Linked DNA regions of Mus musculus: all the other regions are linked to region 3. A link is a loop called in an ENCODE intact Hi-C map of the cell type or tissue named here. Cell type or tissue: heart. All regions are shown on one strand. Links, peaks and the distances in the headings refer to the core of each region. The heading gives the core; the rest is flanking DNA. Region 1 overlaps Rere (arginine glutamic acid dipeptide (RE) repeats). Region 2 overlaps Rere (arginine glutamic acid dipeptide (RE) repeats). Region 3 overlaps Rere (arginine glutamic acid dipeptide (RE) repeats).

The links. Peaks named below come from ENCODE experiments on the same cell type or tissue, not always from the same donor. Only the 100,000 strongest peaks of a DNase experiment are listed, where the experiment ranks them.
Region 1: it touches region 3 in a loop (1.9-fold over the local background); 6 of 42 quality-filtered maps call a loop at or near these places.
Region 2: it touches region 3 in a loop (5-fold over the local background); 3 of 42 quality-filtered maps call a loop at or near these places.

What each region holds. Positions count from the first base shown.
Region 1 is chr4:150,484,034-150,494,035 of GRCm38, forward strand. All of the region lies in intron 7 of Rere (arginine glutamic acid dipeptide (RE) repeats), which reads left to right. Among named protein-coding and RNA genes, the nearest start is that of Gm52709, 22 kb to the left of the region's middle. In heart, for the core only: no CTCF peak of the experiment used is centred there; DNase peaks (open chromatin) are centred at 2,228, 4,268 and 4,898; H3K4me3 peaks cover 949 bases; H3K27ac peaks cover 1,379 bases.
Region 2 is chr4:150,366,364-150,376,365 of GRCm38, forward strand. All of the region lies in intron 1 of Rere (arginine glutamic acid dipeptide (RE) repeats), which reads left to right. Among named protein-coding and RNA genes, the nearest start is that of Rere, 89 kb to the left of the region's middle. In heart, for the core only: a CTCF peak has its summit at 5,450; DNase peaks (open chromatin) are centred at 5,578 and 7,108; H3K4me3 peaks cover 3,622 bases; H3K27ac peaks cover 3,989 bases.
Region 3 is chr4:150,565,425-150,575,426 of GRCm38, forward strand. Rere (arginine glutamic acid dipeptide (RE) repeats) reads left to right here. Exons shown (of 23, transcript NM_001085492.1): 12 at 4,792-4,872. Among named protein-coding and RNA genes, the nearest start is that of Slc45a1, 82 kb to the right of the region's middle. In heart, for the core only: a CTCF peak has its summit at 4,664; DNase peaks (open chromatin) are centred at 3,797, 4,207, 4,567, 4,937 and 3 weaker places; H3K4me3 peaks cover 2,827 bases; H3K27ac peaks cover 2,710 bases.

The DNA of each region.
Region 1 (10,002 bases), core at 1,140-9,139, 81 kb before region 3:
GATGCAGAACATAGACGTGGAGAAGAAAGAGCCTCCTCACACAAAAGGTGCTGCTAAGACTAGATAGATACCCAATGTGGAGAAGGGTGAGTCTAACCTGTCTCTCATATCATACAAAAGTCATCCAGTGCACATAAAAATTCCTGTGTAAGACCTGGAGCTGAGAAGGACTCCAGTAGCTCAATAAATAATCAAAACTGACAACTAGTGTTCCATGGGATAAGATTCTTTTGCACAGCAAAGGAAGCAGTCTTAACAGTGGGAGCAGAGAACCTCTGCTTAGTCTACGTTTTACAGGGAATTACTATGGAGACAAACATCGTGTGCTTTTTTTTTAATGAAAGCTAGAGGTGCAGAGTGTGGGAGAGAGCGATGAGTAGGGGGAGGGACGGGGTAAGGAATGCCAGAGCATAATGGGAATAAAGGAGACAAGTGCCACCCACCCACTCATTCTATCATATGTAAAATCTAAAGTTTTCCAAATGTATAAAGGACACAAACGTAGCGGGCAGGAAGGACCTAAAGGGAGGGTACACATTGGACTCTAGCTTTGACTAATGTAAATCTGTTTATAGGTCAAAGCAAAAGAGGGAGCATGTGGGAGAAGGAAGGGTCCAGCAGGAGAACAGAGAAAGGTAGAGAGGGCTAACCTAGGTAGAGACCAGTGATAGACCCTGGAGCCAGGGGCAGGTAGATCTTCAAGGCCGGTCTGGTCTATAGAATGAGTTCCAGGACAGACAAGGCTACACAGAAATCCTGCCTTAAAACCATTTCCCCAAAAGAAAGAAATTTCAGCTCAGAGATCTTGGTAAACAAAACCAGTTAAACCTACTATGTAGTCAGCCAAAACACTAGAGTCTTTGGTTGAGCTGCAATAAATATCTTAGCCACGTCTCAGTTCTATGTCTTTTTTATGGTCCTGATTTGTTTCAGCTAGTACTTCATAACCGTTTAACCGACTGCTTCATCTTTCAGTTAAGAGCCCTAGGAAGGATTCTCTCCTTAGAGCCCAGCATGCCTGCCTTCTAGTCTCATGCTAGCACTTTATTTTGTGTCTATCCATAAGGTATTCTCTTCCTGGGCTTTGTTTTGCATCTGTCATGTGAAAGTGGGCATTGTGAACTCTGAAAGTGGTGTTTTGTAACTTCTTGGTAATTATAGGCATTGTTGCATAGCTTCATTGACAAGGTGCTCCATACTTTGATCTCATGGAAGATCTTTGTATAGCTTTGGGGATGAGCTACATCAGCATTTCCTTGGTTACTATCCTGTCTGAAAAGCCTTCAACAACATAGCACAAAGCCCAGATCTTCTTATTTCAGTAACTTTTGCCAGAAAACATAAACATCTTCAGATATTGAAAAAAAATATTTAAAAGCCTGTAAATTCAGAGCTGGGTTCCATATATGAACCTGACTAGGAAGTATATCTTTGGTTCATAGTGTGAGGCATTTAGGTCAGGCTTGTCGTTGGTCTCCAGGGAAGCCTGCTTGTGACCCTAAAGTGTCAAGAAGGAGATAATATAAAAAGCAGACTCATGCCAGTGATGCCCCATGTCAGAAATATATGTAAGAAGTTTTAGGAGGGATGTACCCTAGTGCAAGATTGTGGAAGATGGCTGCGGGTAAACTGTCTGTGAATGTTGAGCTTTGCTCTTAGAAATGACAGGACATTGAAAGAACAATTCACCACCAACCAAGATAAAAGAAACAGCAAGTGCCGCAGCCACCACAGTCCAGTGCCAGTGTGAGCAAGTGTGGGGAGAAGCAGTGTCCGTGCCAGTGTGAGCAAGTGTGGGGAGAAGCAGTGTCCGTGCCAGTGTGAGCAAGTGTGGGAAGAAGCAGTGTCCAGTGCCAGTGTGAGCAAGTGTGGGGAGAAGCAGTGTCCAGTGCCAGTGTGAGCAAGTGTGGAGAGAAGCAGTGTCCAGTGCCAGTGTGAGCAAGTGTGGAGAGAAGCAGTGTCCAGTGCCAGTGTGAGCAAGTGTGGAGAGAAGCAGTGTCCAGTGCCAGTGTGAGCAAGTGTGGAGAGAAGCAGTGTCCAGTGCCAGTGTGAGCAAGTGTGGGGAGAAGCAGTGTCCAGTGCCAGTGTGAGCAAGTGTGGAGAGAAGCAGTGTCCAGTGCCAGTGTGAGCAAGTGTGGGGAGAAGCAGTGCTGAGCTGTCCAGGGCGCAGCTCTCTGGAGAGCCAGCCCCACTTGGAGCTGTTGTTTTGTTTTTCAAAATGCAGATGAGCTGGAAGAAAGAGGAAGTAGGTAGCCTGCTTGCCTTCTCCCTCAGGGGAGCTGTCACAAGCTGCCTGTCTTAGCCAACAACAAAATGTCAGAAAAACACACACAGGGGACGATCTGCCAGTCACCTGTTTACCTCTTGAGGAGGAACAAGCCAGGATCCCTCCTGGGGTCAGAAGAAGACACTTGGGTTGCATGCCATCATTGTCACCCAGGGCAGCTAATGAGACCCAAACAATAATTTTGAAAATAAGATTTTCTTGAGTTGGAGTAACTTTTTATGTAATAGTAACTTTTTCCTGTGTGTAGCTATTAAGTTCTTTCCCGTCGTAACGAGTTAGCCTCTTGTATGTGAAAGAGTTTCTTTGATGCCCGGCTCCATTTCAGCAGCTCTGCGCTGTCTAAGCGCAGCAGCAGGTCTAAGGAAATGCTCTTCCGCCCCGTCGCCCTGTTTTCATGTGTTGGGACAAAGGGAAACTATTTCAGATAAATCTGCTTATGTGTTCTCTCTCTGAACTTAGGAAATTTTACATTTTTGAGAGAGCCTCTGAACTTTGGGTGTCCTACCTCCTTGAATTCGAGGGTTGCCTGGCACATGTGGTCCTCAGGATCAAACCCAGGGCTTCATGCATGTTGGGCAAGCACTCTTATAACTGAGTCTCACCTTCAGCCCTGTGACTGAGGTGTGCTGTATTTCTGCAGAAAATGTGTAGATTCCTCAGCTTAGAACTCATGTTGTCTCACAGGATGAACAGGGCTCTGCACATGGTACCGAGCACCATGTCCTGCTCTAAGAATCTGTAAGAACTCATGTTCTTGGAAAAGATTTTCGTTTTTTGACTCCATTCCATTTCTGAGAAACAGTTGGTCCTGTCCTTTTTTCCAATCTTTTATGTTTTGAGGGAATTTTGTGATGTTTCTTTAAGTTATAACTGAGTGGTGTAAAGATCATTTAGTTTGCAGGCGGGAGTAACCTGCGTACCTGCTATTTCATAATGATAAACAGTGCTTTGTGGGAGGCGAACGCTGGATGGGTAGACAGGCTTGTTCTGCAGGGTTTTACCAGGGCCTCTCTTGGCTGCTCTGTGGGCAGGGTGACTGAGTACTTTGGTCCTCAGTATTGCTGTAGTGAGATGGACTTGTTACATGGCTTTAGAAATCTTTCAAAATGAGTTTTAATAGATTTAGGTTTATAGATAGTGTTGTGCGAGAATGAATCAGGGCACTTGAAATGTTTTGTTTGTTTGTTTGGTTGGTTGGTTGGTTGGTTGGTTAGTTGTTTTTTTGTTTTGTTTTGTTTTTCCAAGTATGCTGAGGTGTTTATAGTGGATGGTCTTTAGGCATTTGGGGGGAGGGGCATATGCATGCACGTTCACTTAACTGAGGGGGGGTTAGTGTCAGCCAACCATTATGGTTCATGCTAGGTTAGTGCTCTGCTGCTGAGGTTATTTCCCCCCCCCCCCCCCATCCTTGATCTGAACCTTGTTGCTGTTTTTATTGTTTCAGTTCATTCTTGGAGACCTGGCTGGGCTCATATTAATTACCTTAGAGGATGCTGTAATTTAATCACTTGGAGATTTGGGGGTTCTTTTTGCATGAAGTATGGCATTCCTTGTGTGCTGTATTAGTGCTGTCTCCATTGTGGCCATACCTATGTGGCTAGCTTGCTTGTTTGGTCTTTTTGTCAAGTGCGTTTTCAAAAAGACATGTGTTTAGTTGCTTCTCCTAAGCACTGCTGCTGTTTCTGCGCTTAATTTCAGGTGCAGTTATTTGTACCTGTTTTCCTCGTTCTTGTTCTTTGTTGAAAACATGGTTATTTAAAAACCTGACTTACTTAAAAAATAGAAAAGACAAAAGAAAACTTGCTGTTGTCTCCTGAGGACGGACGCTTCTGGCTTGGCTTGTGGAGTTCCCTGGTGTTGGCTGTCTGGAATCCCCTTTCTAAGGCCCCACTTCCCTGCACACTAGCTTGGTGTGCTCGGAGAAGCTGCAGAGTCTGTTGGCTGGTCTTTATTTACGGAAACAGCAGGGTTGAGATTGATTGCGTTGTGGAGAGACAGTGTGTGGATGAGGGAGGGTCACAGCACATGCTCAGTCCTGTCAGAGTGAGGGAAGTTTCAGCGTTCTGCGTGAAGGCTTAGGTCATAGCACAAGCTCAGTGAGAGAGAGCTCTGTGAGGTCTCAGCCTGCATGGGCCTCCATTTTGAGTACTTAGAGTAGAAAAGGGCAGAGTTTTAGCAGTAAGTAGAGGTGCAGGGATCCAGCTAGACTCACGAGAGCCCGTGTTAGTCATGGATGATCCATTCAGCCCCTGCAGGTAGGCGATCTTCCCCTGGCCTTTCGAAGACATTGGCTTTGCTGCTCAAGCTCCTTCTGAAGATGTTTATGAATCATCTTGCCATTCATAGTGCATGTGCCTAAAGCCTTTGATTCTGCCAGCTGGCCATGCAGAGGTGGCATTGCGAAGCATAAAATCAGAGCTGTGCATGGGGTCTACCAGGAGATGAATTAAGCAAATGTACAGTGTGAAGCTTTGTGAGTCTCTATCCATGTCTCTACCCCTTTCCTTCACCTCTTCCTCTCTTCCGTGTGATTATAGCCTGGGTTTGCCCAGTGCATTTTGTAGAGCTTGTCTGTCTTAAAGACCTGCAGAGCAGACCTGCAGACTGCCTCATTAGCCATGTGCCTTGTGGTGATCGCTGGGCCACAGGATGGATCTGTTTGGCTGTTTTAGGAAGGGTGGTAGGTGGGCAACTATTGGTTGCTTTGAAGGTGGGTGGAACTTGTTTTGATTGAGAGCCTGTTCGCTAGAGCAAATTATAATTCTTGTGAGGTGACACATGAGGGGGATAGCTGTGGATGACGATTGCAACTGTATCATCTTAGTGTGTTTTCAAAGGGAACTGTCATATCACATCAGCTTCTCTTCTGTTCTTTCTGAAGGAGCAAAGCCTTCTTTTTGGAGTTTGTGGCAATTCTCTTTCCAGCTTGGAGAGGCTATAAACATTGACATCTATGTTAAAATTGAGATTCACATACTTTTCTTTATTCTTGTATGTTAGTTTTTGCTGTGGTGTATGTGTATTTTGTGTGATTTTTTTGCATTGAGTAGGAGGAGAGTGGAAATGGAAAGGGTTTGCTGCCAAAGAAGGCAGAGGTGTGGACAAGGTCACGTTTGGTACCTGTGGCTTGATGTCTGACCATGAAGTAGCCCTCTCTACCCAGGTGAAGCTGTTTTGTTTTGTTTGTTTTTACCTCTTGTTTGCAGAGAGAGCCCAGGTAGGGGCTGTGACTATGGTTTACTAGGGAGCCAATCAGGATTAGCAGATTTTGTGCAGTGGAATTCTTACTCAGACAGGGAATTAGAGAAATTTGGGATTGCCTTGCTGCCTGTCATTTCCTCTCCCCTTTAGGGTTGGGAACAATTTAGACATAAGTCAGGTTTTGTGCAGTTGTAAGGACTATAGAAAACACTACAAGATAGAAGAATGTGATTCATCTTCTAGGGGACAGGAAAGTTCACTGTGTATTGACTCTAAGGAAGAAGACTCATAAGGTCTTAGCTGGAGACAGGGATCTTGTCTGAAGAGGCCTCTGATTGGGCCAGGGTTTAGCAGTGCTGACATTTAAAATATTCCTAAAGCATTAAATTTGTATGCTTAATTGTAGAATTTGAACTAAAGAAACGCTATGTAGAGAAGTAAGGTGGTGCTAGGGTCTTAGTTGATATTTCTGTGTTTGATTCCCATTCCTGTGAGGGTCACTTTCTTTTATGACTGTGCACTTCTGAACATTATGTTTGGAAGTTTGGGGTTAATACCCAGTGTTTCCCACAGTGTATAATAGTGCTTCTGGAAGCAGACCATATGCCTGAACATTTGGGAGAATGCTGACTTGTGGTTGTGGTTGGAAGGACCTTACTTCCTCCTCCTCTTTAGTTTGAACGTTCAGAGTCTCGGTCCACCTGCTTGGCTGACTGGCTGCTCGGCTTGCACGGCGTTGTGGTACAGCCACCTGCTTTGATGGAAGATTTGGAGTTCCTGGCTCTGCTTTGTGGTGACCTCTGGGTTTCCGAGTTGATTTTACATGCATTGAAATCAGCAACACTGCTTTCTCTGTTTATGCATTTGTTCTTTATTCTCCTGTCTTGAGAAAATACATTTTTGGGAAAGTTGCTTCTGAATGTCTGTCTCTTGTCTGGGGTTTTGGGACATGTCTGGAGGTGAAGGGTAGCATCGCAGTTATTCCTGGTTGCTGAGGGCCTCTGTGCAGGTTGATCAGTAGGTAATGCTGGCCGGTTTGGCTCATTCCCCACTGGCTGCACTTGGGACTATCAGGAAGTAGGAGGAAACATAGGAGGATGGACTTCAGAGAGAATGGACAGTTCTCAGATCTTTTTATTTCAGTATAGAATAAAGTTTACTCAGGCCATGGGGAGGGGAGTTAAGATGGTAGTAGAGGCAGAGAAAGAGAGAGTAGAGAAATAGAGGCCGGCCATGAGCACATGGAAGCCATGGGTGGGGGTGTGAGGAAGGAGCAAGGGGACAGAGCAGGAGGAAGAAGGGAAGAGCAAGAGAGGAGCAAGAGCTAGACTCTCGACCATGAATTTGAGTGAAGCCGTGCATTTCAAGTTTGTGTGCCTACGAGTGCAGCCCATCTTGAGCAGCCTGGTACCAAAAACACACTTGTTCTAAGCCTGTGAAAGATGTTGGATGGGGGAAGGTAGGAAACACCAGCTGAAGGAAGACTTTAGAGGCACGAGCTCATGAGTCTTCGGGAAAAGCCCACGTGGTTGATAATCTTTGGAATCCTAAGTTTCTGATCCAGGTGGCACAGGTGCTTACATATATGTTTAAAATAGTGTGCACTATCATACTGACACTCAGGCAAACTGTTATTTAACTCAGCTGGGCTAGAGGTCATTTCTGTTAACATTCTTTGAAATATACATTTATTTGTGGCTATGTGATTATCTTTTCTGTTGAGCAGGGGTCACTTCTTCCTTTAAAAAAAAAAAAACGAATTATTTCCTGGCTGTCCTAGAACTTGCTCTGTAGACCAGGCTGGCCTCAGACACATAGAGGTCCACCTGCCTCTGCCTCCTGAGTGCTGGGATTGAAGACATGCACCACCACTACCCAGCCATTTAGTCTTATAACCTCCATTCCTAGTTTAGGACTTGGCAAATGGATCACCTTGTGGGGATAAGAGGGACTGAGATAGGGTTTCATTATGCAGTACCGGTTGACCTAGAATTCAAAGACCTACTTACCTTTGCCACACAAGTGCCACCATGCTTGACACAAACGAATCTTTGACATAAATATGTTTAAATGGGTGTAGAGGCACAGACCTTTAATCTTAGCATCCAGAGGCAAGGAATGAGGATTTCTGTGAGTTTGCAGCAATTCTGGTCTACAAAGTGAATTCCAAGCCAGTCAGCAATACATAGTTAGGCCCTATTTCCAAAAAAAAAACAAAAACAAAAACAAAAACAAAAAAAAACCTGCAATCACAAACCAAAATGTGTTCAGTAAATGATTGATGTCGGGAGTAAGAGAAGTGACTAGATCTGAAGCCAGATGGTGTTGATATCCCACATACTCAGTGGACTGGACCAGCTGCTCGTGTGCTCTGAGCTCGGCTTCCAATGGGCCTGATCTCTGTAAAGATGATGAGAACAATGCAGAGTGCTTGTGTGCTGTCATGACTCCAAGTCCTCATCTCCAGTTTCTTGACGATGTGTTCAGAAGCAGAACAGCATTAGGAATTGTCTTGGCTGTTTGTAACCAGCTGTCCACACCTGACCAGTCTACCTCCTCCTTGCTCTTTTTAAATGCTTATCTTTGGTCCTCTTGAATAAAACTTTTTTTCCCTCTACTTGTTGGTAGCTAAATGCTCAACCATTAAGTTGTATACTCTGTCTTCATTGTATTTTGAGATAGGATCTCACTAAGTTGCCTAGACTGGCCTTAAACTTGGCAATCCTACTGTTTCACCTCCTTCGTAGCTGGGATTGCAATCATATACTACCTTTCTAGGTCCTGAAATTTTTTTTTTTTTTTTTTTTTTTTTACTTTTTTTCTTCTTTTACTTTATGTTTATTAGTGATTTGCCCATGTGTGTGTCTGTGTACCACTAGCTTGCCTGGTGCCTGAATTCACCAGAAGAGGGCATTTGATCCCCGGAACTGGAATTCCAGATGGTGATGAGCCACCATATGGTTGGGAGGAATTGAACCTAGGTCCACTAGAAGAGCAGTTAGTGCTTTTAACTGCTTAGCCATCTCTCTAGCCCCTTTGTTTTTAAAGAAGACCTCCTTCTATATCTGGTAACATTTGGTGTTTCTATTCTTTTTTTGTTTTGTTTTGTTTTTGTTGTTAGTGGTGGTTTTTTTTGAGACAGGGTTTCTCTGTATAGCCCTGGCTGTCCTGGAACTCACTCTGTAGACCAGGCTGGCCTCTCAGAAATCCACCTGCCTCTGCCTCCCGAGTGCTGGGATTAAAGGCATGCGCCACCACGCCCGGCGGTGTTTCTATTCTTAACCTTGCCCAGTATAGTTACATAGATGAGGAAGGTAATTGATGCCTTTTGCCTCTTTGCCCACCATATTCACAGAACTACAGTAAAGAGTTCTCTTATGCATTGGCCTGGACTTTAAGCGTTTCAGACTCTTCCAGTGGGGCAGAGAGACCTTGGAAGTGTGCTGTGGCCCTTGCTTACTGGCTCTGTCTTCTCTCTCTGGGAGTGCTGTCAGGCTTAGTGTGTAGTTTGATTTCAGTGCATGGAAAGTCCTGTCTTTGCTTAGGAGATCAACTCAATCCTGGAGGACAACTGTTACATTTGGTATGCATATGTACCCATATGCACTTTTGCTAAGCTGTGGTTGTTAAAGCCATTTGTGTTTGTACAGAAGATGAAGACAGTAAAGTCCAGGAAGAGCCTGGAATGGGGTTAGAGATAGATACAGTTGCCAGGTGCCCTGGGCAGACCACTGAATGGCAGGTAAGAAAGGAAGGCAGTGAACAAGGTGTCACAGCACTTGGGAGCAACTCCTTCTCCTCTGTTGTCTACATTGTCTTCCTTCCAGCTAGCCAGCAAATGCTGCTGCTGCTTCCTTTTACAGTAGCCCAACTCTCCCAGCTTCAGGCTCAGCCTCGTGCCACCACACCCAATTCTCACATTGTTTTCAGCCTGTTTCTCTGATATGAGATGGTTTTGAGTGAAAGGTATTTATGGTTCTTCTCAGGGTAGGTAGAGTTTGTTACTCCGCAGCTAATGCCTAGCTCTTAGTTCTGGACACTGGATTATAGTCTGAAGAAGCCCGTGGGAGAATTGCTTCTGTAATTATTGCTGTGACTTCTTAAGAGGGTAGAGTAAGTAGCCTTTACTTCCTCAGACTTGGCTCTCTCCTGCAGAGCTGTACGGCTGTCACAAGCTTCTCAGGAGCTCACTCAGAGGCGCTTACGCTGTGCTTCCAGCTTTGCAGCACACCTGTGCTGACTCCATGCCTGTGGGCGTGGGCTGTTCTCCATACTTTACTGTTTTTGAGTGAAAGCTGGACTTTGTTCCTGTTTGTCAGACCTGTTCTTGGATTGATTTTGCTTGGAAGATTAGCCTTCTGTCCCCAGTGACTTTCTTTATTACCTTGGAATAAAGCCAGTAGTTGCTGTCTATAGCTAAGACACACTTGATTTAGAATATTAGAGTTATTGTTCATTCAAAAAATATGTATTAGTGTCCAACCTCTTTAGACACCAGGAAATGCACATCAAAA
Region 2 (10,002 bases), core at 1,164-9,163, 200 kb before region 3:
TAGGTTTTTTTTTTGTTTGTTTGTTTGTTTGTTTTGTTTTTTTTCCCCCTACAGGAGTTCATGAAGTCCAGGTTAACCTTGACCTTGTGGTTCTCTTTCTCTCATCTTCCAAATGCTGGGATTACAAAGTTTCACTGTCTTCCCTAGTTAGTGGTTGTTGATGATGTTGTTGGCCATCGTTTAAAATGTTACATTAAATAATATAACCTTTCTTCCTCTTTCCTGGTCTTGAGGAGTAGCCAAACCTCCCGTCTTTCTAAGATGCAGTTAAGATTCTTCTTTGCTACGGCAGAGCAGTGTGTGGAGAGGATAGACATGGAGCAGTAGTAGGAAGTTGAGAGTCTTTAATAACATGGGCCCTGTTTAGCTGTTGACAGAGTGTGCTTCGTATTTTCCCTGTGGGCAGTTCCTGGTCATAGCTTTAATGTTAGTTTAGTAGACTTTGGATTTAATTATAACTGCTAGGATAAAGTCAGATGCCAGCTCACTTGGCTGCATGCTGAGGCCTGTAGAGTATGGAATGCTTTGCTCCTAGCTGCATCTGCAGTCTCCTCTCATTATCTCTTAATGGTATTCAACTTGACAGGGTTGTTTTGATGATAGGTGAAGGTTGTTAGGAAACCAGGAACTGGATATGGTGTGGAGTGGAGCTTAGTGCAAAAGGAAGTGATACCTGATGTGGCCAGAAGGAGATACTGTAGGCATCAAGTGCTGCCCTGTGCAGTGCTGAGAGCAGTCGTGGATAGCAAGTCTCGTGAGGCTGGGCATACCTAGCACTGTTTCACTCATACCATGCAACAGTCTTTGTTGTGTGCTAAAACTCCTGAAAAATGTGTAGTTTTGTTATATTAGCTCTTTTTTTTTTTTTTTAAAGATTTGTTTATTTATTTTATCTATATGAGTACACTGTAGTTGTCTTCCGATACAACAGAAGAGGGCCTCAGATCCCATTACAGATGGTTGTGAGCCACCATATGGTTGCTGGGAATTGAACTCAGGACCTTTGGAAGAACAGTCAGTGCTCTTAACCACTAAGCCATCTCTCCAGCCCCCTATATTAACTCTTATTTTCTTCTGCAGATGCCTTAATTGCAAACGCCTATCAATTAGGTATAAGGCAAAGCCTTTGCTTTGAGTGATGTGGAGGTAGGCTTGGAATGGTCTCTGATCACTACCGGGAGCTTTTAGTCAAAAGAGCCTTTGAATAGACTTCTATGACAGGGAAAATAGAGGAAAAAGTGAACACAAAATTCATCTCACTCTTCATTCCTCCCTAGAATAGGGAATAAAATACCCATGAAAGGAGTTGCAGAGACAAAGTTTGGCGCTAAGACAAAAAGATGGACCATCCAGAGACTGCCCCACCGGGGGGTCCATCCCATAATCAGCCACCAAAAGCAGACACTATTGCATATGCCAGCAAGATTTTGCCGAAAGGACCCAGATAGAGCTGTCTTTTGTTTGGCTATGCCACTGCCTGGCAAATACAGAAGTGGATGCTCACAGTCATCTATAGGATGGAACACAAGGCCCCCAGTGGAGGACCTAGAGAAATTACCCAAGGAGCTGAAGGGGTCTGCAACCCTATAGGTGGAACAACAATATGAACTAATGAGTACCCCCAGAGCTCGTGTCGCTAGCTGCATTTGTAGCAGAAGATGGCCTAGTTGGCCATCATTGGGAAGAGAGGCTCCTTGGTCTTGCAAACTTTATATGCCCCAGTACAGGGGAACGCCAGGGCCAAGAAGTGGGAGTGAGTGGGGAGGGGAGCAGGGCGCGGGGGGGGGGGGAGGGTATAGGGGGACTTTCGGGATAGCATTTGAAATGTAAATTAAGAAAATATCTAATAAAAAAATTAAAAAATTCATTGCACTACTCTTTCTTTGAGCAGAATTTGCAACACAGTCATATATAAGAGAAATTTGGAAGACTGAATATGTGCACAAAGTGCTTTCAAAATTTTGTATTCTGTTTACATTGCTCAATATGAGTATCTATTGCCTAAATGTCAGAAGTAGCAAGAGCTGATTTTGAATTAATAGTGGCTTCTGGATCTCACTAACTCTTTGCTTTTGGTTTAGTGTTTTTGGGAGAGGGTCTCACTATGTAGCTCTAACTGGCTTAGGATTCACTATGTAGATCAGGTTTCCTGCCTGCCTCTGTTTTTCTAGTGCTGGAGTTAAAATCATATGCTATCACTCCTAGCTCCTCATTAACTCTTAAAAAGCCTGTCCTTGCAAATAGGATACAAGTTGGGCCTCAGAGTCTATGTAAATCACTTTAGGACCAATGTTTGCATCATTATAACATGGGTGGAAAATCTTGCTTCTTATTGGGCTTTCCCCCCTTCTCTTCTAACATTTTACTCTGTGGTGGAACACATCTGTGCCATGTGTACACTTGGGATGGTCAAAAGACATCCTGGCAAGACATCCTGGCAAGTCAGTTCTTTTCTATGTGTTAGTCCCAAGTATTGAACTCAGGTTGTCAGAGTTAGTGCAAGTGCTCTTGATCATTGAGTATCTTACCAGCACCTTTATTAGACTTTTACAGGCTGAGAGAAGATACACTAATTTGCTGGAAGCTTGTTATTTGAGATGCTGATCATATGAAAGGGGCATCTAGGAGATTCTTTCTATTATAGTGAAAGAAGTAGGGTAGGCTTATTGTAGAAATCTGATGCTAGGGAAATGGAAAGATTGGTGTAACTGGGCACTCTGGTTATGGGTGGATGGTAAGAGTCTACAAAAGAAGAGCCAAAGATTTGTGTCATCAAATTCTGTAAAAGCCACTTCTGAGGTGGCTCAGTGATTTAAAGTACTTTCTGCCAAGCTAATGACCATCTAAGTTCCATCTCCAGGACCCACATGGTGGAACAAGAAAGCCAATTTCTGCCAAGTTGTCCTCTGACCTTTATATGTGTGCATGTGCACCCCTCCCCAGATAACAAAAATTTAAAATAGTGTGCCATCAAGGCTCACAGGACTCCCAGAGGCTGGTGTAGCAGGAGCTTGGAATGTACAAGTTCAGTTATTCTTACTGACTGTTTTCAGACTCACTGTTAACCGGCCCTTCTAGACAACGGGCCTGTCAGAAAAGCTTTGTTTGGCCCTCACCAGATACTTGGTGCTAAGCACACAGACATCTGTTGTGAATATTTGATTTATGGGCAGTGACTCTATTTCCTCATTTTGTATATTCTCTGTAAGTTTCTGTGAGTTATGGGGAGCAAATCCTCTATAGGCTTTGCTGTGTCTGGATTTATCTGGCTAGAGATTGGAAGTGTGTCTAAGTACAGGAGTAGCTTTTGTAGGTAGGCTTTGGGATTGGTTGATCTCTGACATATATGGAGATTAACTCAGAGCCACTTAGTTATGAAGCAGATTTTCAGGTCTTAGGATGGTTTCATTGAAGAGTGGCGTTTTAGTGGAGCTGTGGCAGATGTAGGTTCACACTGCAGAGCCGCTCCAGTGTGTACTGCCCATGGCCACCTTGCAGGGCGACAGAGGTGTTGTGCTCCGTCAGCTCTCGGAAGTTATTGCAGTTACTTGGAGCAAGATTGCCCTTGTAAACCTAGATGGTTTTTCTCCCCCTGCCCAAAAGTTTTAAATTTTATTTTTATTTTATGTGTATGAGTGTTTTACACGTGTGTATGTCTGCTGCAGACTAGAGAAGGTGTCAGATCACTTGGTACTTCTGTTACAGTCATCAGCTGCTTTCTGGGTGCAGGGAATCAAACCTGGGTCCTCTGCAAGAGCAGTCATCTTAACCTCTGCGGCATCTCTCCATTCCCAAAGGTGGTCTTTCATGTTGTTGTGCTAGGAAGCGTTCATGAGCCCCAAAAGACCACCAAGGAGCTGTCTCTGATGTAAAAGCATTAGGGTCTCTTTATTACAAGCCCAGGCTTGGGCTCTCCTCCAACCAAATCCTGACACAGCAGGACAGGATGGGAAGGTGGAGCTGCCTCCTTCCCTCTGCAGGACAAGTTTTTATAGGAAAATAGGAGCAAATGAGGGGGTCCAGTCTGGCAAGCATCTACATAGAATGACTGTAAGCTGACAGTTGAGTGCTCTGAAGCGGCTGTATATAATCACAGATGCTCTGAAAGTACGTCTGAAACAATCAGACTGATCTTTGATTAACTGTTGTTAGGAAGTAGCTAGGGAGTAACTCTGGCCAAGGACAAGCCAAGGGGGCCCTTCTTGGTACTCTGGTGTAGCTTGGGCTCTGCTGCAGGTGAAGTTTTCAGGCTATTTTTCTTTTCTTTAAGATGGAAGCTTGTTCTGAGATGGAGTAGGTTTGGCCTCTCATGTCAGCTTCATGATTGGTGCCAACAAGGGAGAGCCTCTGAATTCTACCCTTACCTTCTTCCTTCTACTTTGTTTAAGCAGTTTGGAAAAAACATTACTTTAATCCTGTCTAAAATTCTCTGCCTAAAAAGATACCCAGTAAATTAGAAAATGTATTCTGCCTTTAGAAGTTGAATTAACGTGCATAAAACCATTTGAGCAAACTTGCTGGAAGGGGAAAGGTGCACGGGTGAAGTCACCGAGTGGCCATTTAAATGTGGAGCTGCTGCTCTTTCATTTGGGTCAATAGCTATGTCTGTACTTTAAATCCATATTCTTTTAGGAGTTCTTAAAAATTCCTGGAATGTTTTATTTATAAGGACCAAACAATCTTTGCTATTACTACTAAGCAGTAGCGTACATGGTATAAGTAAAGTTAGATTTAATTTTAATAAAATTTATCAAGTTGATAATGTTTTGAGCAGACTTCTTTGGGAGTTGGGGAAGGAAGTAGTTTGAAATTATCAGTCGATAATTCTCTTCAGATGAATTTACAAGTTGAGTTAATGATGAAGCCTTGAATCTAGCCGATGAGTTGTTTATTTAAAGCCACATGACAAAGAATGTGCATTTTATTGGCTTTATTAGGTGAGTTTCGATCAAGCCCAGCTTAGCCTACATTTTTTGTAGCAGATGGATCTTTAATTCCTCTTGGAAACGGTCGGGAGAGATTTAATTAAGTCACTTAGAGAAATTCTTAAATTATAAGAAAAATGGGGGTCAGAAATGTTTGCCACCAAACAGTGCTGCTCTCCTGTGGTCTTTGAAAGCAAGTGTTTGGTTGTCTGTGGACCTTGGTTGTGTCATCTGCATTTGTTAGGCATCAAGGTGGTTTAGCATTAGTATTCCTTGTTGAAGCTGAGGCTGCACTAGGATGTGTAAACTGCTGATCACAATCGGGAATGCGCTGCCTCTTTAATGTCTTGCTTGCAGATGCATTTTCTAGCTGACCACGCTATTAAGAGCTACCATCAATCACGCAGCCTTGCAGTTCCGGCTGTTGGGAACACTGGGAGGATTGGGGGAACTTGAGGGTGGCGGGGCAAGGAAGGAGCTACAATTGCGGCGGGCATTGTGTGTGCTAGCCCCATGGTGGCGGCCTGGGCGCGTGCAGAGCCGGCCTCGTTCCAGCCCGGGTTTTGCTGGCCGCCGTCGCGCTCAGGCGGCTCTTTCTCTCTAGTCTGGGTCACAGGCACGTGGCGGTGCTGGCCAGGCCGCCGGGGCTCAAGGAGTTCGAGTGAGCGCTGTGGCCGTGGGCCCAGCGCATCCCCAGCCGAGGGCCGGCGCTTGTAGCAGCCCGGACCCACCCGCGCGGCCGGCGCCCGGCCTCCTTTTGTTTGGAGGTGCAATTCACCGCCCAGCCCTGCCGGCCTCCTGGCTCCGCCCGCCTGGCTCTCGCCCTGGGGTTTGCGGGATCCCGCGCCCCAGGAGGAGGAGGAGGAGGAGGACTGGCCCAGCCGCACGGGCAAGTGGCCGGCGGCCCTGTGCGGCGAGGGGACGCAAGTCTCCGGCTGGAAGTTGGACAGACAAGTGTCGCGTGGGCGTTGAGAGGTGACCTGGTGTCGTGAGTGTTAGGAATGGGGAGTTGGTTTTTGAAGTGTCCCATTACATTCCAGTTGGAATTTGTTTCTTTATGATAGTTCGCAGCACTGGAAATTTCAACCAAAGTAAACCAAATAGTAAACGTCTTCGGGGCAGGGGAAAGGCAGTTTGAAAATGTTTCTTGAGTATGTTTGTTTTTTTCCTTCTGAAAGTAAAGCCTGTTTGAGGATGAGCAGTCTGTAATGTACAAGAAGCTGTTTTAGTTGAAACTTCACTGCCTGCTGGCGAGTAAATATAAGTTCAAAAATAAAATGAATTTAATGGATTTGGTAATAACAAAATGCTGATCACCCGTGATTTGCTTTTTGACCAAAATAACTGCAGTACAGGGCTCTTGATAACAATTACATTTACTTTAAATTTCTCTCTCTCTCTCTCCCTCTCTCTCTCTCTCTCTCTCTCTCTTTCTCTCTCTCTGTGTGTGTGTGTGTGTGTGTGTTCGTTCGTTCCCCACCACCTTGCTTGTTCAGAAGTCCTGTGCTGCTATGAGACCTGCTTAACCACTTAATTTTTACTGGGGGGTGGGGGTGGGGAACCGCCTGTAACACTGTCTTACTCCCAGTCTTTAAGAGTTCCTGGCACACATGTGGCACTGACTGTAGGGGCATTGTTTGGCTGGAGGCCTCTCAGCCATATGGCAATCTCAGAAATGGTATGTGAATAAACATGGGGGTCAATGAGATTACATCTTCCCTTTGAAATTGTGTTCCTGGATGCTTTCAGGATTGAGACATTTAAGGAAAAGCTGTGAACAGAGTTGACAAAGACCTTAAACTCTGCCAATGTGTGGTATTGAGTTTTTGTTCCTTTTTCCCAGGGAACTCCAAATTTAAAGTAGACATGATTTAAGACCTTCCTTACACATGGGAACAATATCCTATCCATTCTGTTGGCAATTATTTCCAGAGGCACAGCTAGCGCTTCCTTTTTAAGCATATGTAGACTCAGGCAGGAAAAGACCGTTGCCTTTCAGAGTATTTACATTGCCTAGGAAAATAACAGGAGGCAGGTGTGCAGATGCCTGACGGTGACTCCACAGTGGTGTGTGGGCTCTTAGGAGTCTGCGTTTGTTTTTTTGCCAGCTCTAATTTAGTAGTGTTGAAACTATTCTGTAAGGCTCTCTGGGGCCGTGGATGATGCTTCTCACTCCAGAGCCCTTGAGTGCTCATTGTGCTCTGGCAGGCACTGCCTTTGGCAGGCTGCTCCTGAAGTGTTATTTGATCTCCGTGCATGATAAAATTGACTAAGATTACATGTTCCTCTCCCCTTGGCTTCTGAACGGGATGCATCAATGAGGCCCATTCAGTAATATATTTAAAGACCTAGCCCACGTTAATTCATCCCGAGATTTCCAGAAAAAGGCTTTTAGATATTTGCCTTGTTTTGAGGTTTTACATTTATGAATTGAGGCAAGAGCTGATGTAATGTGGCTCTACTTCCTTTGTGTAGTGTTTTTAATAGTCCACAGGACCCTGCTCTGGTCTGTATGGATGTGATAATTTCTGTGAGGGGTGGGGGAGAGAGCATTTAGATAACCTTCAGCTGCGCCTGATTTACTTTCTATATTATAGGCCAGAGCAGGGAAGAGTGTGGTGGCGAGCTGTGGCAGCTTGGCAGGAGGGTTCAGTGAACGCCCGTGTGTGATGCAGACCGGCTTTTCATTTTAATCAGTGCGACTGTGTACAGCTGTTAGGTCAGGCAGCACTGGCAGTTCCTGCAGGGTAGTTTTATCATTTTTAGAGCTTTTGTGAATTTGCCTGGTTGTTTCTTAATCCCTCACCCATTGCCACCATGATTGATTTTCAGCAAATGATAGAAACAAAACAAGGTTTTATTTGTTCCTGTAACAGTTTATACTTGTGAGAAATTTATTTTTGGTTTTGAGGAACATTGACTGTTAATAGGCTTTATATTTACCATTATTTCCCAAGGTCAGAAGGTTTTTGCCTGGTATTCTATAGTCCAAGAAGCCAGTGGAAAACAAGATTTTATAACAGGAAGTCAATATATTGTTTAAAAAATAAGGACGAAGGGAGTCTTTGTTCTCTAGTGTTACTTTGTGAAACTCAAAACAAATGTTAGCATCAGTGGCATTAACTAGACTGTTTCCTCTTTGTCTTTTATCTCTCTCACTTCACCAGAGACCCTGAGAAGAGATGATGCCCAGGGCTCTGCCTGGGCGAGTCCTAGAAGAGTTAGAGGTGTTTCTGTTGAGGGCGTGAGTTTACTAATGTAAATTTAAAATGTGTCACTGGTACCAAGTTATTAAAAAGTATTTTCTCAAGATTTAAGATTGAATACACATAAATCTTTGTCTTATAGGCCTGTGATGAAGTCAGGCTCTGAAGGCTGAGGGACAGATTGTAATTAGACTGGCCCCTTTCTCTGCCTGGGTCTTTTTACCGTTGTCATCTTGGTGAAACGATAGTCTGTGCAGCACTGATATCATGGGCTTCTAAGACTGTCGGGAGCATAGCCACAGCAGCAGACTCGATGGCCAGTGTGCTTATAAATCAAGGCTCTGTGGGATCTTCTTACTGTGCTGCTGTGGGCGGTAGAGAAGGTTAGGTTGGATAGACATTCTTTTTACATGATCAGAGCAGTGGATTCTTGAAATAACTTGGGGTGAGGAAATAAGAGTATGTATCTGATTGAGGAAAACTGAAAGATTGATGTTGACAGCTAGAGACTGCTGAGTTAAAATGGAAACAGAAGAGGTGTGCCCTAGGTCCAAGCTGAACAGAATATTTCACAAGTCCTTCTGCTAGATGTTTGTTATTACTGACACAGGTCTTTGGATATAAACATTAATAGTGAGTGAAGCCTTAGGCTTGTCCTTTAAAGGCCAGTGTATCTGTGACAGATAACATTTGTAATGAAAAACATTAAAACAGTAATGCTGACATTTAATTATCAGAAAAACCGACAGACTCTTATTAGCTCAATAGGAAAGCAGTGAGTCTATCTAAAGGGTGTGTGATGTCATGCTCTGCTGAATAATTTACTTACTTCGGGCTCCTCCCCCACCCCAGTCTGTCTGTCTGTCGGTCTGTCTGTCTGTATACTGTATGCATGCCTGCTGCCTACGGAGGCCAGAAGAGGGCATTTGATTTACTGGTACTAGATTTACAGATGGAGGCTACTGTGTGGGTGTTGGGAAATGTACCCAGGTCCTCTGGAAGAGGAGCCAGTGAGTGCTCTTAATTTCTCTAGCTCCAATTAACTTTTTAATTAGTTATTACTGGTTTTGGGACAGAGTATCATGAAGTGCAGGCTGGCTCAGAATTCCTGATCTTCTTGCCTCCACCTCTGAGGGTTGGCATTAGAGGTTCGTGGCATGATGCCTTGCTTAGAATGAGTAAATCAGAACAATTAGAGGTTTATTTGGCCCATGTCCTGGTAACAGCCTTGTTCAGAAGCTGAAGTCCAAAAGCTTAGAAAGGAAATGGGGGTAAGCAGGATTGAGCAGGAGTGAGCAGGTGTGGGTAGGAGTGTGCAGGGCAGGGCAAGGCATGGGGAGGGCAGGAGTTGGGCAGCTTTCAGAAAATTAGTCCTTTTCTCATCAATCCACTCATACATAACTCAGTTAATTTCTTCTAGGCCCTTCCAGCACAACAGCACTGGGGAGTAAGGTTCTAATAGACCAACCATAGTCAAAGCTTAGTACTCCACAGAAGTGCTGAGGATAGACCTGGCTTACTGCATGCACGGTGCAGAAAGTGCTGCCGTGCAGAGTCCCTGTCTTCACCATGCAGTGCAGTGGAAGGAGAAGGAGAAGAAAAGAGAACATAGTAATTGGTGAAATAGGAGATAACCTGGCTGATGATGGTGGCTTACACTTGTAATTTCAATTTAGGAGGTGGAGGAAGGAAGATTCTGAAGTTTGAGGCTAGTCTGTGCTTCATGGTGAGATCCAGGCAGCCTGAGTTAGAGAGTTGAGACACTGTTTCACTTCATGGTGAGATCCAGGCAGCCTGAGTTAGAGAGTTGAGACACTGTTTCACTTCATGGTGAGATCCAGGCTAGCCTGAGTTAGAGAGTTGAGACACTG
Region 3 (10,002 bases), core at 1,179-9,178:
TTCTTAACTGCTGAGTCCTCTCTCCAGCCCCTGGTCATTTTTTTTTTTTTTTTTTCCCAAGACAGGGTTTCTCTGTATAGCCCTGGCTGTCCTGGAGCTCACTTTGTAGACCAGGCTGGCCTCGAACTCAGAAATCCGCCTGCCTCTGCCGCCTGCTGGGATTAAAGGCGTGTGCCACCACGCCCGGTGTCCTGGTCATATTTCTAAAGCCAGAAGTAAAGTTTTCCCCACTAGGAACAAGCCTGTAACTCACTCACTCATAAACCGAGTTACCATGGCTAAGTACAGATTTGTGTTTGGGTCTCACCTGGCTGTGAGGATGCATGCATAGAAAACAATGAGGCCTTGCTTCCAAGGTGCAGAGTACTAAAGAAACAAGTGTCAGTCTCAGCAGCCATGTGTGCAGGTGATGGCTGGCCCTGGAGCATTAAGCAGGGCTACTTAGCCCTGGCAGTATGACCCAGCCAGTTACCACAGTTTAAATATACACCTATTCTTTCTCTGTCACCCTTGGCAGCCTGGCATTCTGACATTACACCTTCAGGACCAGAGAAATAATATACAAGGCCTTGGAAGTGTTGAGTTCATGTTCAGTTGCTGGAAGACATAAGAAACAGACCATGATCTTAGTGGCTTAGCATTCCTCTCTGTAAACAAGTCAGCATGTTAACTATTAAATTACTATCGAAAACATGAAGGTTTTCATGTGGAGACAGGGGTTCACAGAGGGATGGAGTTGCCTGCCTTAGAAGCTAGGCTCACATACTGATGTCATCCAGCTCCTGTGTGCTGAGGGCTTGGCTTTGTTTCGATTATTTCAGAGGCCGCTCTGCGTTTCTGGTAAACCACAAGGTAAAGCCGCCCTGCGAGGCAGATGTCTGGTTGGTTTTGAGGCCTGTGGCTTTCCATAGAGAAGTAACAACACAGGCCACATGAAGCTTTCACTTCCTCTTTTTCTTAGAATAGGGCCAAGAGTGCTTTGCACTTGTTTGTCATGCATGGGCAGCAGTAATAGGTCTGCACTCCCCATCAGATGCTAGTTCATATTTCTGGAAGTGTAGTTAGTTTGAGATGCCTGTGAGACAGCCACGTGAGTGTTCTCAGTGGGATTGCTTCATAGATGCAGCCTTAGAGACACTAGTGAGTATTTTTCAAGAAACTTACAGCCAGAACACAGGAGGTTGGAGGTTGTCCTGGGAATTTTGAGGAGTAGAAAGACCAAAGCAGACCCTGGAAGCACATTGAGAGGATAAGTAAATAATTGGGCTGGGTGTCACAGGGAGTCATTTCAGCTTCCAGAGTTCAGAGTGGACATTTTTGTGGTGGTCCTTGTTTGTTTGGTATGGGTTTGCTTGCTTTGGTTTCTTTGCTCTGTTTTTTTTTTTTAATTAATGTAGGGCAGCCTCAGACTCACAGTGTATAGAAGAATGACCTTGAATTCCTTAGCCTCCTGCCTTCATATTCCAAGTGCTGGAATTTTAAGCAAGCACCATGTTGCTTGGCCATGGGTCCTTCTCCATTTCTTAGTCCACGACGAGCCAGTGCTAGCAGAGTTGACTTCACTTGTTTCAGAAACTTGAGAACATCAACTGTCTAGTACCATAGGAAGGAACGTGGCGTGTGATAGGATTCCTGCCTTTGCAGCTTTTATAGATGAGTACATGAAGTCTCCTACAAATCAATGAGTGGGCTGGTCACAGGACTTTAATTTTGGAGCAAGGATTCCAGTCTGTATTTTAAATGAACCCTGGAAGTAGAACTGATATCATCAGGCATCTGGATGGAAAGGTAGGGTGGGCCTTGACATCAGGACTCAAAGAAGCATGGGCACCGTCCTGCAGGGTTAAGCGTTACTTTTTTTTTTTTTTTTTTTGGTTTGGTTAGTTTTCTTTTTGTTTTTTTCAGAGATGGGGGTCTCTCTGTGTAGCCCTGGCTGCCCTGGAACTCACTCTGTAGACCAGGCTGGCCTCAAACTCAGAAATCCGCCTGCCTCTGCCTCCCGAGTGCTGGGATCAAAAGTGTGCGCCAGCAACGCCCTGCAAGTGTTACTCTCAGAAGAGCTGGGAAAGATAATGGGAGCTGATGGGGAAAGCCATAGGTTTGTGTTGTTTCGTGCTGTTCTCAAATCTGCTTTTAGCTGAGGCTGCCCTTGAGCTTCAGCTCCCACTGCTTCTGCCTTCCTAGGCTAGGGCTGCAGTGTGCTTAAAATCTGGAGGCTTGAAAGCTTCCCTTGGCAAAGGCTTGTCACAGGCTGTGTGGAGAGCTGCGTTCCGGGAAGGAGGGCTGGAGGGGGGACCTGGGCCTTCAATAGGTGGGCTGGAAGGAAGAGTTGAGCTGCTGATCTCAGATGTGAAGAACTGGCACACTGGTGTTAAATGAACTGGAAAGTGTACAGTCACAGGACAGCTACCAACAGACTGAATTTCATAGAGAATGTTGGGAAACTAGGACTTGTGAGGCTGGCTGACTCTGATCTGTTTCATGATAGACCTTCCTTAGGTTGGGGATGATAGAGCACATGCTTAATAATTACTTTTGATTTGAATGGTGTTTCTCATAATCTGTGAACGCATAGATTCTGAATTCATTGGCCTGCTCTATCACATTATCCAGATGTTCCAGAGTCCGCCTTCTTCTCTCTTTTCTGGTGAATACATTGTATGTTGCTGGGCACTAACCCTACATTTGATGCCACAGTCTGGCACTCCACCCTCCAAACTATCTCCTACCAACCATCTCCCCTTCTCAAAGCTCCCTCTAACCCTACAAACACTGCTCCTCCCATTGGTAACCTGCCTTGGTGAGAAGATGTTCTGGCCTCCCTTGGTGCACAGTTGCGATGCCCCTTGCTGCTTTCAGGTAGTACCCTGGAGTGCTCTGTGATGACTGTATGCACTTACTTTACCTGCAAAAAGCTAGTCACAGTTTAAGCATATCCTGTCAAGGTTTTTCAAAGTCCCTCCCAGTGCTAGATGTACAGTAACTCACCAGAGTGAATTCAGGGCCTCCTCTCCTACAGTGCTGTGCCACCAGCCTCGGCTGCTCTCTTCGTACTCCACAACTTGGGCCTCCCCAGGGAACGCTCCACCTTCAACCCCTGGTCGACCATTGGATCTTAACTCCTCAAAGCTCAGTGCAGCCTGATCCTCACTGCCCTCTAAAAGTCATCTACAAGCAGTCAGTTTTTCTTTCTGCATACCTTGTCCTCCTTGGAGTTTCCAGAATGTTCCTATGTCCTTCCTGGGCAACTGGAAGCCCAGCTGGAGCTCACCTGGCAGGCTTATGCTCTTCCTTGTCAAGTCCCCTAAGTCAAGCAGAGCTTGCTTCCTCTTCCGAGCTCCACCCACCACCCTTTGTTCCTCTACTGCTTTCTTTATAGGCCCAAGGTCCATCTGTACCTATTTGCTTCTCTGGGCTGATTGGAACTCCTTGAGGACTTGCTCTAGAGGTGCTGTGTGCAGCTCAGGCTGCCTGTTGATTGTATGACTGATGCAGAAGTCAAGTACCAGAAGTCTGCTCTTCATACCAAGAAGTGTGCGCTGCTTTCTTGTGCCTCACAGAATTCTCCCACTGAACTATATCAATTATATTGAAAATTGACAGTGATGAGTCATATCCAGCACTGGGAGAACTCGGAACTCGCAGAGCCTGCAGGACTAGAGCGGGAGGCTGTAGATGGGTCTTGTAGGCCAGGTCTGGCCCTTCTCTGTGTTTGTCCCGCGGGTCTCTCACACCCAGAGTGGGAGGCCTCTCTTCCCAGTGGGCAGCTGATTTATTGGCTGGGGCGCTTCCGTGGTGATCACTAGTGAAGTGCAGGCTGATACCCGGGCCTGGCGGGAGCAAACGCCTCAGCCGCGGGCTGGAGTGGCCACGGCGGGCGGGAGGGACCGGCGCGGGTTTCGCTGCCTCACTGTGGGCATGCGGCCTGGCCCTGGCGGGTAGCAAGTTTCACCGTTGAGGTGACCTGCTGCTCTCAGGGAAGACCCCGAGAAGGCCGTGTCGAGGGCTTGGTCGCCTGCGGGGCCGGGCGGGGCGGAGCCGAGCGGCCGCGGCGGCGATCCAGGCCGCCTTTTGCAGCCGCCCGCCGCCGGGCTCGCCGCGCTCCAGCCTCCTCCCCCGGCGCCCTCCGCTCCCCGCGCCCCGCGCGGCCCCGCCGCGGTCACACGCCAAGCAGCCCGCGGCCGCCTGGCCCTGCGCTTTGTGGAGCCCGGGGACGGGCGCGGCCTCTTTACCTGTAGCTGCGAGTCTCCCTCGGATCGGAGGTGGGAGCTGCTCCTGGAACCGGGCAAAGTGAAAGTCTGTTTGGGGTCGGGCAGACCGGGAGGGCCGGGGGCTCGACCCCAGAGGCTCCCGGCTCCAGGACTACCGGCTCCTTGTGGGCTTCCGCGGTCAGGGGATGGGAAGAGGGCCAGATCGGCCCGAGACACTTCTGCGAAGGCATCTGCTTCCGCGGGTGAAAAGCAGCTATGTTGGTTTATTGCAACGCGGGCTGTTTGTTGTTTGCTCCTTCCTGCAGCTTGTGGTTCCCGAAGGCCGCCTTGGCTCCGATTGCTTTTCCCCCCTGAAACGTGCGGCGCTGCTTGTGGTTCCCCGCAGGCCGGGGGCTGCCCTGCCCTGCCCTGCCCTGCCAGCAGGTCCCAGCTGTGCCGCTGAAAGCCTCCAGCCTGGCTAATATTCCCGAGCTCAGACTTTTCTGTGGTTGCTTTTCTGCTGATTGCAGATATCTTTGCTTTGCTGACATCCTGTTTTGGTTTTGGTTTTTACATCTCACTTGTTTCTTTTTTATCACAGAAACGCTTCGTTAAGGGGCTCCGACAATACGGCAAGAACTTCTTCAGAATCAGAAAGGAGCTGCTTCCCAGTAAGGAAACCGTGAGTACAATTGGACTTTATATAACTTGGGTTGTTTTTTCCCTTGCTCTGCTCCTGCTGCTTCTTCGAATCTGGGCTTAGGAAATGGTTCCTTTAACCCCACTCTGTGCCTGACCCAGGCTGGCCCCGGATTCTTACTTTTCACTGGTGATTTTAAGATATCAGAGTGACATATTGTGCTTATCCTTCTGAGGAACGCCTTGTAACGGGAAGAACAGAGTTGGGAGGGGGAGGATCGCTAGAGAGTTAACATCTAATTTTAAATCCACTGGCTGAAATGGGAAATGGCATTTTATCGCTAGTTTGGATTTGGTAATTGTCAAAAGTCATCGTCTAAGCCGAAGGATAGAGCTGAGAGGTTTATGGAACTCTGCTGGGATTTCCCCTCCGTTTGTTTAAATTAAGGTTGTTGTGTTCTAGAGAAAATTCATTTAAATCTTTACTCTCTCAGCTTTAAATTTTTTCACTTTGTAGTGAAAAGGGTTTTTATTAGTTGCTTAATGGGGGCTTTAAAAAAATTCCTTTGCTGTTTCAAAAGCTGAGGGTCAAATGCTGACCTGACCATTGCTTTTGATGAACTTGCTGTGGGAGAGTGTGCGGAGACTTCCTTGGTAGGTGACACTGTAAGGGTACAAGCTCAGTTACCTGTGGGTGCTTGCCTCCAGGAAGGTGGGGTGGACCACCCACCTCACCCTGCTGGCAGCCTCCAGTCTGACCCAGTGACCGGAAGTACCTCCCACCTAGGAGGGGAGGAGGGCTAGGATTGATATTTAGTCTGGCTTTTAGGAAGAGAGGGGTGAATGAAGAATATCCATTACCAAAGTGATGGTAGGTTTTCTCAGTTGGTGGTTACTGATTGCCTCTTGGTGTTTAATGCTCTTACTTATTATTAAAAATGAACAGTTTGTTTCTGGACTGTAGAACCCTGATAACTGGGGAGAAAGGTTCTGAGATTCCAAGTATATCCCAGTAAACAGATTTCTCCAGTTAATGATAACTAAGTTAAGATTAAATCATCATTGTGCATCTAAATGTGTGGAGATGGGCCACTGAGAGGACTCAAACTATAGATATTAAGATATATTGTGGAAACAACCTGTTTCTTACTCTTTCCAGAACAGGTTTTGAAGAGACTTTGTAATGGAGAGCAGAGCAGCAGCAGCGATGTAAAAACTCTTAAGTGTTCTGAGAATCTCATATTTTCTAAGTTTGTTACATACTTTAATGCTAGGCAGTGGTGTCGCACACCTTTAATCCCAGCACTTGGGAGGCAGAGGCAGGCGGATTTCTGAGTTTGAGGCCAGCCTGGTCTACAGAGTGAGTTCCAGGACAGCCAGGGCTACACAGAGAAACCCTGTCTCTAAACAAACAAACAAACAAACAAACAAAAAACAAAATAAAAAAAGAGTGTCTTGACTCAAAAGTAGCAGCCTTCTTTGGGCTGAGTAGAAAAGTCAGTGAGATGTGTCAAGTTGATAGCTCATTTTTAGCCTATCAGCTCAGTTGGTCTTTTTGTTTGTTTGTTTGTTTGTTTTGTTTTTTTTTCTTTTTGTTTTTTTTGTTTTTTTTTTTTTTTTTTTTTTTTTTTTTGTTACTGGTGCTGGGATTGAGCCCTTAGCAATTATCTCAACCCTCCTGCTCTAGACTCTTATCTGTCTCTTTTATCTGCTGAAAGTTGTAAATCGTAAAGATCTGACAAAAGAAATCTGGACAATCTTTTTATCTTGATGCTTTGTAGGACCGGAAGGGAGGAAGCAAGGAAGAAAAAAGAAAAGTAGTACAATTGAGGATTAAACCAAAATCTTAGATGGAGGTGGGGGCTGGGGATGCTGGGAATCCATCCAGGGTCTTGTGCTTGCTTAACAACCTTGGAAACGCAAGACAGTTTTATTCAGCAGAGTAGCAGAAAGCAGGCCTGGCTGACCTTTAACCTAGCACAGTGTTCCTTACCTGGTTTCCTAACTAGAAAGTCTGTCCTAATCCCACCTGACCCTGGCTGCCCACGTCAGGGTCTGATTCAGTTAACTTGTGCCCTTTCCTGCTGCGGAGCAGCCCTGTCATTCCAGGGATGCTTCCCCTCACCTGCCATGCCTGTGCCTTCTCTAACACCGTTCCCTCCCAGTTCCCAGCCGTTTCGTGTGGGCACAGTCCCTAGAGTACAGGAAGCAGAGAGGTCTGCAGCCCTGGAGGGCCTCTCCCACTTCTGCTGAGTGTCATTAGGTCCCACTCCCTTCTCCTTGCTTGGGAGGAGTTTGGTAGTTGGGTGAATCTCTTAATTGTTCTAGTCAGCTGGGAGAGGCACTTGTCTTATATTTTCCTTAGCTATCTACCGAGCCTGGCTAATCATTACAGACCACTAAGGGAGGAGGCAAAGGTCACTTCATTCTGTTGCAGAAGATGAGGGACTTTGCAGGTACCAGTGTTCCAGAACTTCCTTGATAAAAACCTTATGGTTATGAAACTTTCTATAGAAAATTCTTACAATCTAGATGCTTTGCCACATTTTCTTCTATTGTATTACGGGCTTCTTTCTTTGCTAGTCCCAGAAGATTTGAAACATCAGAAGGGCATGACTGGGTTCTGGGGGGGTCAGCAGACCTGTGTTGTATCGATGGTCTGGCCGGTATCTATAGCACCTGATCTCTCTGAAGGTTTTTTCTGGCTTAGTTTGATGCTGTGGGAAGTTCAAATCACATTTTGACAGGTTACTGGGAAGTTATTGTTTCTGAAATGGTGCTTCTTTGCATGAGACAGATGTTCTCAGCCTAAAAAAAAGTGGGGTGCTGGGGCCTGGGAGACCCTGGAGAGATGGCTCATAGCTTAAGAGCACTTCCTGTCCTAACAGAAGAACAGGACTCACTTGACAGCGCCTACATCCGGCATCTAAATCTCTTGTTACTGTAGCTCAGGAGATCTAGCACTCTCTTTAGACCTCTCAGCACACACACACACACACACACACACACACACACACACACGGCATACAGGCGTATATATAAAACAAATAAAATTGAGATTTTTTTTTTAACTTTTTTTTTTTTTTTTTTTGGTTTTTCGAGACAGGGTTTCTCTGTGTAGCCCTGGCTGTCCTAGAACTCACTCTGTAGACCAGGCTGGCCTCGAACTCAAGAGATCCACCTGCTTCTGCCTCCCGAGTGCTGGGATTAAAGGCGTGCGCCACCACGCCCGGCTTTTTTTTTTTTTTTTTTTTTTTACTTTTATTGTATGTATATGATGTTTTGCCTGAGGAGGTCAGAAGAGGGTATCTGTGGATCCTCTAGAACAAAGTTACAGTTGCAGATGGTCATGAGCTACAATGTGGGTGCTGGAAATTAATCCTGGGCCCTCTGGAAAAGCAGTCAATGCTCTTAATTGCTGAGCCATCTCTCTAGCCTCAGAATAAATATTTTTAAAGATTATTTTATGTGTATGAGTGTTTTGCATGTATGTATGTCTGTGCACCACATGGATGCCTGCAGAGGTCAGAAGGGGGCATTTGATCCCCTGGAACTAGAATTACAGACAGTTACGAACCACCATGTAGGTGCTGGTAATCAAACTGTGTTCTCTACAAAAACAGCAAGCAGCAAGTATTCTTGTTTGTTTTGTTTTGTTTTGTTTCAAGACAGGGTTTCAGGCTTTCTCTCTGTAGCCCTGGCTGTCCTGGAACTCACTCTGTTGTAGACCAGGCTGGCCTCGAACTCAGAAATCCGCCCAAGCAGCAAGTATTCTTGTTTGTTTTGTTTTGTTTTGTTTCAAGACAGGGTTTCAGGATTTCTCTGTGTAGCCCTGGCTGTCCTGGAACTCACTCTGTTGTAGACCAGGCTGGCCTCGAACTCAGAAATCCGCCTGCCTCTGCCTCCTAAGTGCTGGGGTTAAAGGTGTGCGCCACCACTGCCCAGTGTAGCAAGTGTTCTTAATCTGTAAGCCACTTCTTGAGCCTCAAAATATTTTACACACACACACACACACACACACCTACCACGTCTATAGGAGGGTTTTTTTGTTTTGGGTTTTTTTGTTTTTTTTGTCTGTTTAGTTGGTTGGTTTTGGTTTTATTGGGGGGGGGTTGTTTTGTTTGAGACACATTTCTCATTTCTCTGTGTAACTCTGACTGTCCTGGAACTCACTCTGTAGATCAGACTGGCCTCAAGCTAACCAAGATCCTACTGACTGCTGGGATTAAATATATGTGCCACCACTGCCTAACTAATAAAGATAATTTTTTTAAAAATGCTTTAAAGAAAAAAAAAATGAAAAGGCTAAAGTACTGTTTAACTGTTGCTGCAATGGACTGCTGTTGTCTCTGCCACTCATGCTGTGGGCTTCAGGCAGGTTACTGGACACTTTTGTTTTTTGATTCCTGTGAAACCATGTGATAACTCCAAGTTCTTAGACCATGAGTGAAAATTTAAATGAGGTGATATCTATAAAGAGTATATAAAAATATTTTCCCAATCTATTATATTCTGTTGAAAACAAGTCTTTGTGTGCACATATGTGTGCTTGCTAGGGATCAGACCCTGGTCGTCATCATGCTAGAAAAGTGTTTCCCGCTGAGCTCTGCACCGTTGCCGCCACACCATGCACACAGTGGTTCTGCTCTGGAGCTGTTCTCCCCGTCACCTGTCCTTGCTCTTGAGTTACTCGGGAAAGGTGGAGGAGAGCCTACAGGAGTCCCTGGGTGGGAGCAGGTCTCCTTACCTTTGGAGGCTCCTGTAGGAGTCCCATTCCTCCCATTCACTACAGGCCTTTATGTCTGATAAAAGTGCCTGTGCAACGGACATCAGCTTTCCTAACACTTGGTTTCTGGAGTTTGTTATACAGGGGCTAGGTCTGGCTTTCCTCTGAATGCTGCTGCCCACTGAAGTGGGAATAGTGGCTGTGATTAGGAAAACCAACTGTTTATAGAGGGTTAGTTGAGTGGGTATTACGTGTTAACCTCATGGCACCCGAGAGAATAACAAGTCAGATCCTTTTAGAATTACATCTGTGCAGATACCCAGTTCTTCCTTCCTTTTTCCCCATTTGCCTTTCTTTAACATATGTATAAAATATGGTTAGTAGATTAAAATACTAGGAGTGAGCAGTGTCTCAGAATGATTGAGGCTGCCCACTGCAGATCTCTCA